Linked DNA regions of Mus musculus: region 2 is linked to region 1. A link is a contact called in ENCODE Hi-C or POLR2A ChIA-PET data. All regions are on one chromosome and are shown on one strand. The core of a region is the stretch at or near the end of the contact, and the rest is flanking DNA. Distances in the headings are between cores, read along the strand shown.

Region 1 (5,308 bases), core at 1,687-4,186:
AAACCATTCCTGGAACTTGGAAGGAATGAGGCAGACCTTAACTTTGTCTTTATTTTTTTAATATTTGACAGCATTCCTCTTAATAAATAAAAATTATAATCTGGTTATGGTGGTACATTCCTGTAATCCCAGCACTTGGGAGGCTGAGGCAGGAGGGTTGTAAATTCACAGACAATCTAGGCTACAAAGTGAGTAGCAGGCTACCCAGAGCTACAAAGCAGACCCTGTATTGAAAAAAAAAAAACAAATAAAATACTGTACTGTACATATACATGCATGGTTTTACATTAAAAATAGCTTTACCTGCTTTTGCTTGTAATTTTTCCTAACCTTAATTACTTTATGGAGTGGGAGTAGAGATCATCTACTCCCACTCCATAAAAACTAATAATTGCTACCAAATAAATTAAAGATGAGAAAACCAAAAATAAATGTGGAAACTAGAAGAAACTATTAATAAAGATCAAAGTGGGCTGTGTATCTAAATTAATTTCACTGACTGGTGTGGGGGACGGGTTAATAAAGATGTTAATAGAAACTCCCCAGGCGCTTTCTGCAGCACTCCTGAAGTGATATCATAATGAGTCCAATCAGAGCTCATAGATCCCGAGAATGCCTGTGGCTTCATTAGCAGCAGCGAGGGAGGACCACTGAAGCCCCAGGAAAGAGACCGCACTTGACAGTATGTTCCAGAAGCCAAGCTCAGCTTCAGAAATCCAGGCTTGGTGGAAAGATGTCATCAGGAAATATATCCCTAGCTTGTCCTCCTGTGCAGGGCATTGTTTAATTACCAAGCAATATGTATAGCTTGATAATGAATGCATACAGAAAGCTGTTAGGGTGATTGCCTCGGGGCCCAATGAGTCTGGATATTCTGAGTCAACTGCTTCCTGGCTAGGTGACCCTGGGACAGATATCTGACTCTTAAAGCTACAGCTCTCATCTATAAAGTGTGGATAGGGGCTGGAAGAACTGGCTCAGCCATTAAAGGCTAGGCTCACAACGAAAACAAAGTATGGATGGTAACATTGCTGCCATTTGATAAGGTGGTTATGAATCAAAGCAAGATGGCTTCATTTTACAACTATCTACTGATTAATTTCATGTACCAGTTAAGGGGCATGTGCAAAATTCTTCTGGAAGGACTAGAAGTCACTGGCTTGGCCTCTAGGAAATTCTAGAAATCTTTTTCTTGTAACATATTTTAGCAAAAAAAGCAGTGGCGATGCCGACACAGCGGATTTACGTGGCCCTGCTGCGTTCCTGGCAGGCGAGTAATGAGGGTTCTTCTAGGGAAGGCTCTGCAGGCACAAGGTGGGTAGGCATATGATGGCAGTTTAGATGTGGGGAACGGACAGGTACAGGCTTAACAGGCACTCAGACACACATAGGTAGGTGCTTAAAAACCTGAACATCAACTTTAACGATGTGGGAATCCAGACAACGTTTGGGCCCACGCAAGGCAAACTAAAAGTCAGTTGTGGTGCCTCAAGGTACGCTGGGCTTCCTGAAAGAGGCCAGGATCCCCAAGGTTCTAACTATAAAGAAAAGAGACAGTGTGTTCTTCAACACCCGTCGTGGTAGCTATACCATGGTGGGTCACTGAGCAGCTGGCCTCGAACACTGTGGCAACAAGAATGGAAGCATAGCTTTGGTGGGGCTTTTCTGAGAAGCTAGGCTCTGTGGCAGATACAGTTCAATGATAATTTTTCAGTACTGTGCTGTAAAAAGATTCAGGGAAACAATATGATAAAGAGAAATAGAGCAAAGCTGGATACTGACTCCCGTCCTTTTCAGTCAGGAAACGTCTCTCTGTGAGCCTGGGAAAGCATGTCCTCACCTGTCCTCCAACACTGACCCAGGCAAGTAGCAGTAGAGATTAGCAATTATGTGCAATAAATATTATATATAATATGTAGTATACTGTATATATGTATCATTACATATTGTGCATATACTTATGTATACTTCCTGGTACACAGGGAATATGTTTTAAATGATAGGCTAGCTCCCATTTTATGGCTCAGAGAACTGAAAGTAAAAAACTCCCTCAAGTTCTCCCAGACAATAAATGGAGGAACTTGGACTTTCCACTCAGAAGGTAGCTCCCTCCCTCTGAGTTCAGCCCAGGAAATCTCTCTCTCTCAGCAAGTTACTCATGGCTGCAGCTGACACCAGAGCAGAGGCAGTGTTAGCCTGGATTCTGCGATTTGCTCAGAGTTCTCTGAACCAACACATTAATGGTTTTTTATCCCTTTTGGGGAGAGGATGATTTTCAGTCCAGTATTTGTCTCCTGCATGACTCCCACAGCTCTTACACTGTTATATATATATGTATACATATATATATATACACATACATACATATATATATATATACATACATACATATATATGCCATATATATGCCATATATATGCCATATATATACATACATATCTATATCTATACCATATATATGAAATGATAATTACATAATTCCCCTCCTCCCTTTCCTCCTTCCAACTTTGTACATGTATCTCCCCATGCCTCCCTCTCCCTCTCCTTCTCCTTCTTCCTCTCTTTCTCCCTCTCCCTCTCTCAAATTCAAGATCTATCCCTAAATACATAAATACAACATGCTTAGTCCATTTAATGTTACCTGTATGTACAATCAGCCCTGAGATCATATACATGCAGGGAACATCTTAAAGTGGTTTTACAGTCAGAAGGAGAATTCAGGAGTGAAGCTCCACCATCTGACTAGATTGCTGCTGTCCTTCCCAGTTATTTCTTGCTTCCACCTAGTGGTTAAAAGTTGCAAAAGCAAGCATACCAAAAAAAAAAAATCAAAAAAACAAAACACAACAGGGTGTGGGCAAGGGCACAGATGGATTCCGGTGCCTGTGCCTCTGGGCTTTTTCTGCGTGCAGCTTTTTTTTTTTTTTTTTTTTTTTTTGCCTTTTTGACTTCCACTAAGTTCCCCCAGTGAAAAAACTCCCCAGATGAGGTGCTCTTTCCTGGAACTGAAAACCAGCCTAATCCCGGATGCTTCCCTGTGGCTGAGCTCATGAGGAAATCAGGCGTGCTTTTCAGCAGATATTTCTTTAAAAGTCCTAACAGCCTCAGTGGATGCTGCTCCCTTCTCTATGGGAACAGGCATCAAAGAGACAGGAGTAAAGTGCTTTGCACGCACATCAGGAACTAATTGCCAATTTGGCAAATGCATTGACTAATGTCACGCACTGTTATTTCTAAATCCTCTCCTGTCCTTGACCCCCAGTATCTAGATGTAAACTTGGAACCATTAGTGAAGAAGGATAAAGTCTTCTGGTGCCTCAAATGGAATTGAGAGGGATTTAAACTCAGCGCTTTTGAGCGTGGTGAAATGAACTCAGCAGTACCTTAATGCTAGGATTTGAGCTCACCCAGCGTGAGAGCTTTCAAAAACTGTGTTTAAGGAAGCAAACAGAGCCCGGCAGACCCTTTCAGGGGAGCAAACAGGGCTGGACCGAACAGTCAGTGACACATTAAAAACCACAACTGCGCTGTGATCATGTGGGCAGAAGAAAAAGTTCCTCTTTATCACAAGATCTTTGCATCTAATGAGACGGTGCCTGGACTGCCTCCAGAGAAGCAGGCCTCCGTATATGTTAACAGAGACACGTCTAAATATTTAGCTGATTCCCTGAAAAGCCCTATGTGATTTTGAAGCAAACAGGTCTCCAAGGTAAGACCTTGTCGTCTGTTGCCATTGAAAATCTAGACAAAAAGGGGACTTGGAAAAGAAAAATTAAATATATATATATATATATATATATATATATATATATATATATATATATATATATATATATATATATATATATATATCGTGATCAAAAGCATGAATGCTACCATTTCATTTTCTCTCAGAATGAACTATATTTTAATGCCCTTCAAGGGCTTAGGACAAACACCACAGCAGTTGTTACATTGTCTCAACTGAGTCTGTTTCTCTTCTCTGGTAGGCTTTCTGTCTGGATAGGGAAACCCGCACTGTGTGGGTGGGCATAGCCTCTGTTTAGTTGGCCTCAGAATGCCTGAGGTTCCAATGACTCTGAGTGCATTTTCTTGTGAATGGAGGGAGGAGGTACCAAGGCTGGGGGAACTTTGTAAAAACATCTAAAGGCTTCTGTTGCTCAAATTCACACTACTGTCTCTCGGTTAATAGACCTTAGCCAAGATGAACATCTGGTTTGTTCTAAGCCTCTGGGTTCTCCAGTGCCACAAACCCAGCCCAGATAGCCTTGTCAGTTGGGGCTTTAACCTCTTCAGACATTGGGGTAGAAGAATTCCCTTTAGGACTCTATCTTTGCTTGGGGCTGCTTAGGGAGAGTCACTAAAATCTCCCCCTCCCCCATGCAGGCCAGCAGCCTCAGTGCCGTCAGCTTGATTAATGTGTCTTGGCTAATTGTGTGAAAGATAGCAGCCCTTTAATGAGTGTGACCAGTGTATTGTTCAGCCAATCATAGACACCTCCGTTAGCATGTGAAAGGGGGGTGCCTTGCAGGAGGAGGCTAGGGAGTGCTGGAGGCTGAGTCAAAGGATGAGAGTTTGGGGTGGGGTGGGGGTGAAGAGCAACACCCACTCCTTTGAGGGGAAGTTACCGTGCTCTGCTAACCCTGCAAACCTCCTAGTCAAAGAGCTTTTTCTCCTCCCTCTTTTTTCAAGATCTGTTTTTTTCCCCCATGGCACAAGCAGGCAAGGCCCCGGCTACTCTGCAGATGGAGTTCACGTCGCAGGGTTTTTAATATTTCACTTTTATATTTCTGTTAGAGGATGATCCTGCTGAGAGTCTGGGAATCCAGGCTCGTCAGAACCCCCCCGCACTGACACTTGGATATACCGCTCTGAAAGCCATCCCAGGAGGAAAGATTAAACAACAACAAAAAAAGAGTCTATTTTTCAAAGCCTACTTCTCAATCTGCCCACATCAAAATAAGACAACTGGCCCTTTGAAGTGGAGGACAGACAGTTCTCAGCCAGCTTGCTTAAAGTGAGGAGTGGGGAAGGAGGAAGGAAGGAAAGAGGGAAGGAAGGGGAAAAGGGGCAGTCTTGTTCAAGATACATCCCTCTCTCCTTCCAGACTCACTCAGGTACAAGCAGCTACAATCAGCCACAGCCTAAAGCCCTGCTCACTAGAACTGGGAGAAAGCTAGTTCTTACTGGGGTCAGCACTGGGAGATTTTTAATGTCTCTACCAGAATCAGTATGGTTCCTTACCCAGGCAAGACTTACCCAGGCAAGGCCTAGCAATATCGGCCAATGGATGGAGGCTGTGCTGTTC
Region 2 (5,364 bases), core at 2,478-4,977, 120 kb before region 1:
CAAGTATCCAGGATCTTACAGACACCGGGCTGGCCTTCAATTTGATATTTATCACAGGCTGGACTTGATCCTCCTGCCTTTGGCCTCCTCTGGGCTGGGACTACGTGTTGGGAGCTATTAAGGCAACGCTATTGTCCTGATCTCTGAATTGGGCCCCCCCCCCCCCGAAGAAAAGGGGGTCAAAAGCGGGCCACCGGACGCACTCCTCCGAGAAAGTCAGCGCTGGATGTCCTGACCTCAAGATGTACCCTGATACCACCAAGTTCCTGCTTCCCCGTGTAGTTGCCAAAGGAAAAAAATTCCGCTGCCCCATCCCGCCTACTGAGAAGTACTTCCTCTCTTTCTGCTGCCCCATCCCTCCTGCTGAGGTGCATTTCCTCTGCCCCATTCCTCCTGCTGAAAGGCACTTCCCCTTTTGCTCATGCATTTAAACCTCGGGCCTGACTAATACATTTGGGGCTTTGATGCATTCCAGAACATCTCCGTGTCGTTATTCGCACAAGGCCCTCGTCCCTCTCTACCCCCCATTTGGTTCTTAGGAGGAGGTCCTCTCAAGACCCTCGAATAACTGGACCTGCTGGACGGGTCAACTACGGGTGTGCACCACCATGCTAGGCTGACCTGAAAATACAAGGAAACACTTATCTTAACACTAAGTTTAAATACCTTAAGATACTTGGTGTTTTCACTGAGTTTTTAATACAGGTAGGGAATTTAAGATTGTAAAAGAAGAAAACACTCATTAAAACAGGTTTCTATAGAGAGTTGTTACAAATCCATGACGTTAAAAATAAAATTAAAGATCTAGGGAAGTTGTAAGTGGTCAAGTGGCATTACCTAATGGTTTAAGTGGTAGTGAAGCATGCCTGGACCCATAAGTCTTAATTTAGCAAAATGCTGTTAGTTTCATTCCCAGGTGGTGATAGCCCAGCAGGGCCTGGGTCACAGGTTCCTGCCCCAGGTGAGCAGGTTGCTTTGTCTTTGCCATAGCCTCAGATCTTTGAAGCTCACAGACTACCTTCCTTTGCCCAATTTGACCATGACCTCCCATGGAGGTCACTAAGAATATCCAGTACTATTCAGGGCCTTGGAAACCCTCCAGTGGACTGGAGAGATGGCTCAGCAGGTAAGAACACTGACTGTTCTTCCAAAGGTCCTGAGTTTAAATCCCAGCAACCACATGGTGGCTCACAACCATCTGTAATGAGATCTGATGCCCTCTTCTGGTGCGTCTGAAGACAGCTATAGTGTACTTATTTATAATAACAAATATTAAAAAAAAAGAAAAGAAAACCCTCCAGTCAGCTGCTATGTCTAAGGTGCATAAAGTCATATTAGGGTGAGTTATGGTTGCAATAACTCAGTCTTAAATGTGGGTCACAGTCTCAGAGTTTGGTCTGTGAAGCCCCTGGGCCCAGTGGTTAAGGACAGTGAGTACAAATCATGTATTTTTTTTTCTTTCAGTTATAAAATAAAAACAGGGCTGGCAAGATGACTTGCCAAATCCCAGCAACCACATGGTGGCTTACAACCACCCATAATGAGATCTGATGCCCTCTTCTGGTGTGTCTGAAGACAGCTACAGTGTACTTATGTATAATAAATAAATAAATAAATAAATAAATAAATAAATAAATCTTTGGGCCATAGCAAGCAGGGACTGAGCAATCAGGACTGACCAGAGCAAGCAGAGGTCCTAAAAATTCAATTTCTAACAACCACATGAAGGCTCTGTACAGCTACAGTGTACTCATATACATAAAATAAATAAATCTTTAATTAATAATTAATTAATTAATTAATTACAGCTTTAAAGATCTCTGAAACCTAAATAAATTAATAAAACATTTTTGTTTTTCTAAAGATATGTTTCAAAAGGGTGGGATTAGCCTGGAGAGATGGCTCATAAGTTGAGCCCTGGCTACTTTTGTAAAGGACCTGGGTTGAGTTCCTAGACCCTACATGACAGCTCCCAACCATCTGTAACTCCAGTTTCAGGGGATTTGGCACCCTCTTCTGGCCTCTGTGGGCACCAGTCACACACGTGGTACTCAGATGTACATGCAGGCAAAACACCCATAAACATAAAACAAGAAAATATTTTTTTTTAAGGTAGAGACAGCTGGCAGGGTGGCTCAACAGATAAAGGCACTTGTCACCAAGTCTCATGACCTGAGTTTGATCTCTGAAACCACACAGAAAATAAAAAAAAAAAAACAACTTCCGGTCTCTGACCTCCATATAGACATCATGGCATGTGTGCTCTAGCTCCATAAATAAGTGAAAATATTTTTAGTAATAATAATAATAACATGTAAAACCCTCACTGGATTTTTGTCCTCATTGCCCCAAAGCAGCTGGCACCAGTATTTCACGTCTCTCTGCCATTCTAAAGAGCTAAAAGGGCAGAGAAACATGAAGCCTAGATAGACCACGTGCATCATGATTCAGGGGCACAGGCATGGACTCTATCACTGAATCCCAGCCACCCTCAGGTCCACGGAACGTTCTTTCCGATAGACAGTACCTAGCAGTCCTGGGTTCTCCTGGCCATTGACTTTCTTGCTTTGGGTTAATGGGCAGGTGTCATTGTGAAGGACACGTCTTAGAATTCTGTTCTCGCCTTGTCTTCAGAGAGAAGTTCCTGGATCACATACGAGGAAGTCTGGAGCTGGTAAAAGGCTTGGGCTTGGTAGCGGCTGAGTAACTCAGTGGTCATTGCTGTGGGTGGAGGTATGGATTTCCCCTGGCACTCCATACCTGGGCCCCCAGGGGCCAATATTTCCTATGTAATCTATTTGCCAGCTGTGGCAGGGAGCTGTGGAAGTTTTTAATAGGGGGCTCGGGAGCCCAGAGAGATGGCTCAGAAGTTAAGAGAGTGCTATACTCTCTTCTGGAGGACCCAAGTTCCATTCCCAGCAGCGATGTTGGGCAGTTCACAAGCACTTCTAACTGCAGTACCAAGGCGTCCCACAACCTCTTCTGGCCTCTGGTGGCACCCACATTCACATTCACAGCCCCTCACAAAGACACATAACTTAAAGATAAATCTTTATAAAAAGGGAACAGTTTCTCTAAGTTGGACTGGTAAAGTAAAACAGTAACTGAAGATTATGCCAGCTGCCCTTTGGTCACAGGATCAGTATTAGGCATGGAAAAAAAAGCATTTCATCTTACAGAAATCCAGGTCTGGGGAATTCTGGTTATAGGGGTTGAAGTCACCAAGCCCCTCCTACAGTGAAGGTGCTCACACACTGGACTGGGCCTCACTTTTACCTTGGAGGAAACCTAGGCAAAGACTTGGTGAAGCCTCCACAGGAGGTTGTGCCAAGAGAGCTACTTAGTGGCCAAGTTCCTTCCTCTACCCACGGTGTGGCTGCCTCTCTCCTGGTGTGTTATGACAACTTGGAATGTAATCTCACATGTCAGCATCAGCTTTCCGGAATACCTGCTTCTCAGATTCTCAGAGAAGCCGGCGGTGGGGATGAAGGTGAGACAGGAAGTCGCTCTGGAGTCGCTGAGGCCACCTCTGGCTTTGGAGCATCCCCAACACCTCCCATGGAATGAAGTCTTTTAAATTGCCTTTTGGGAAGATTGACCGGACAGCTGGGTTGCCTCTGTCTGCTCTTGCCCAGCTTCCTGCCTGTAGAGCCTGTGAGAGGAATGGAGAAGCACCTTGGGGGAGCATGACCTGATTGAGTAGTGTGGGCACGGGGCTGGCAGGATGCCACAGAGGTTGCCTGTGAGCAGGCTGCAGGGTGGTTTTTCTTCTTGCCAGAGAGGCTGGGTGACTGGGAGAGTAAGTCCTCTACTTAAAAAAAACTAGCCAAGGTCCCTTGGGCCTGTCCTATTGTCTGTAGCCTCTCATGTGAGGAACCGTCCTGCTATTGGACTTGGACCCTACAGTCCCTGCTGTGACTGATAGGAGACAGAGGCCCTGGGAGGAGAGACCTGTAACTTGTGCCAGTGTCTGAACTGCAGGAGTTGGCATCTGGTATTGAGGACATTGACCTGCTACAGTACCTGTGAGAAGTGTCACGGGTGGTTGTCCTAGATTCCCCCAGAGACTAAGGCTTCGAGATCTGGAATATCTTGCCAAGGTCACAAGAAAGTAAGGTTCAAGGTGAGGCCTGGCCGGCGCTGTTTCATGTGGCCTTGAGATAGTTACTCACCTTCCTAAGCTCCTTCCTCATCTCCAGAGAGAGAGAGAGAGAGAGAGAGAGAGAGAGAGAGAGAGAACAGGATAATCCAAGTGAGGGACTCAACTCTCTGCTCTCGAAGATGCTCAAGGCAGCAAGATTGCCTTCATCTCAGCTTGTCTCAGTTCTACTATGCTTAAGAACATTATTCGCACATAAATTTATATTTGCATATAAACAGATAATATGCATGCTTTACTCTGCATAATCATAATAATAAAATTATTATTATGGGGCCACAACTCCCACACTAACTACACAGAGACGTCACAGTCCAGGACCACATAGTTCCTACATGCTGCTGGACTATGGCCTTCCACTCTCTCTTTCCTTGTCTGTCTTGATAACAAATCTTTTTTCCATTTTACTGAAGCTGATGAGAGAAAGTATTAGTCCAGGATGGCCCTCAAAACCCTAGTCTCTACATCCTGGTGTTCCTGCCCTTTCTGCATCTGCCTGCTGCCAATCTGAATATCCCAGCTGTCTTTGGACCTTCTGTGAGAAAGAGGGCATGCCTCCCCATGAATGAATGAAATCTCAGATTCCTGCCCTTTCTGTTGTAAGCTGATCTGAGGAGCAGACACAAGCCTTTCCCAGCCCCGTAGCTGTGGCCAGTAGCAACTTGAACTGCAAAGACTTACTATCAATTGTGTTATAAGGGCCAAAGGGATTTATGGACATTTTCTGTGCGTCTGTGGACATAGAACCGTAGTTCCAACTGAACAGAGCCAGAGGAAACGCAGTGGGCCTTGCTAAATAGAAAGAATGAGTTCAATGTATACAGAGTGAGGCTGAAGACAGAAGGAAAAGGGTTCACCCTGTTAAATATTTACAATTTGAGTCCAAAGATGATGGCAGAGGGTAATTTCTGTAATATATTCCTCCCTCTAAACCCACCTTGCATGAAAAACTGCACCAGGCACAAAACACTGCTCATGAATATTCATGGGCAAACTCCCCTTGCTATTTGGAAATTGGGTCTGGTGCTAAAACTCTACCCCCCAACCCCCAAAGGCAGCCCTCTGCAGGAAACCCTGAAGCTGAGCAGACAGAGTCTGCCTTGCAGTTGGGTCAGAGGGCATGGCCCGGGGAGGGGTCAGCTCTGTTTCCACTCTGTGCTGTGAAAGCCGAACCTTCATGGAGCTTTTCGAGCTGCATTTTGGGC

The links. Hi-C counts contacts between places; a loop is a spot of excess contacts on that map. ChIA-PET counts read pairs that join two places held with the same protein, here RNA polymerase II (POLR2A).
Region 2: a loop to region 1 is called in a map of Patski, with 2.7 times the contacts of the local background. The contact joins two enhancer-like sites. A Hi-C loop is called at or near these places in 1 of 37 maps with a recorded cell type or tissue (Patski). POLR2A ChIA-PET finds 5 or more read pairs at or near these places in 2 of 5 experiments (both embryonic stem cell).

What each region holds. Positions count from the first base shown.
Region 1 is chr1:59,314,396-59,319,703 of GRCm38, reverse strand. The region is part of intron 10 of Cdk15 (cyclin-dependent kinase 15); the gene reads right to left. Among named protein-coding and RNA genes, the nearest start is that of Gm51625, 51 kb to the left of the region's middle. Within about 2 kb of position 2,936, at least 1 of the 3 ENCODE cell types and tissues checked has a DNase peak (open chromatin) inside an H3K27ac peak, as active enhancers do.
Region 2 is chr1:59,437,917-59,443,280 of GRCm38, reverse strand. No RefSeq gene overlaps it. Among named protein-coding and RNA genes, the nearest start is that of Gm33774, 18 kb to the left of the region's middle. Within about 2 kb of position 3,727, at least 1 of the 3 ENCODE cell types and tissues checked has a DNase peak (open chromatin) inside an H3K27ac peak, as active enhancers do.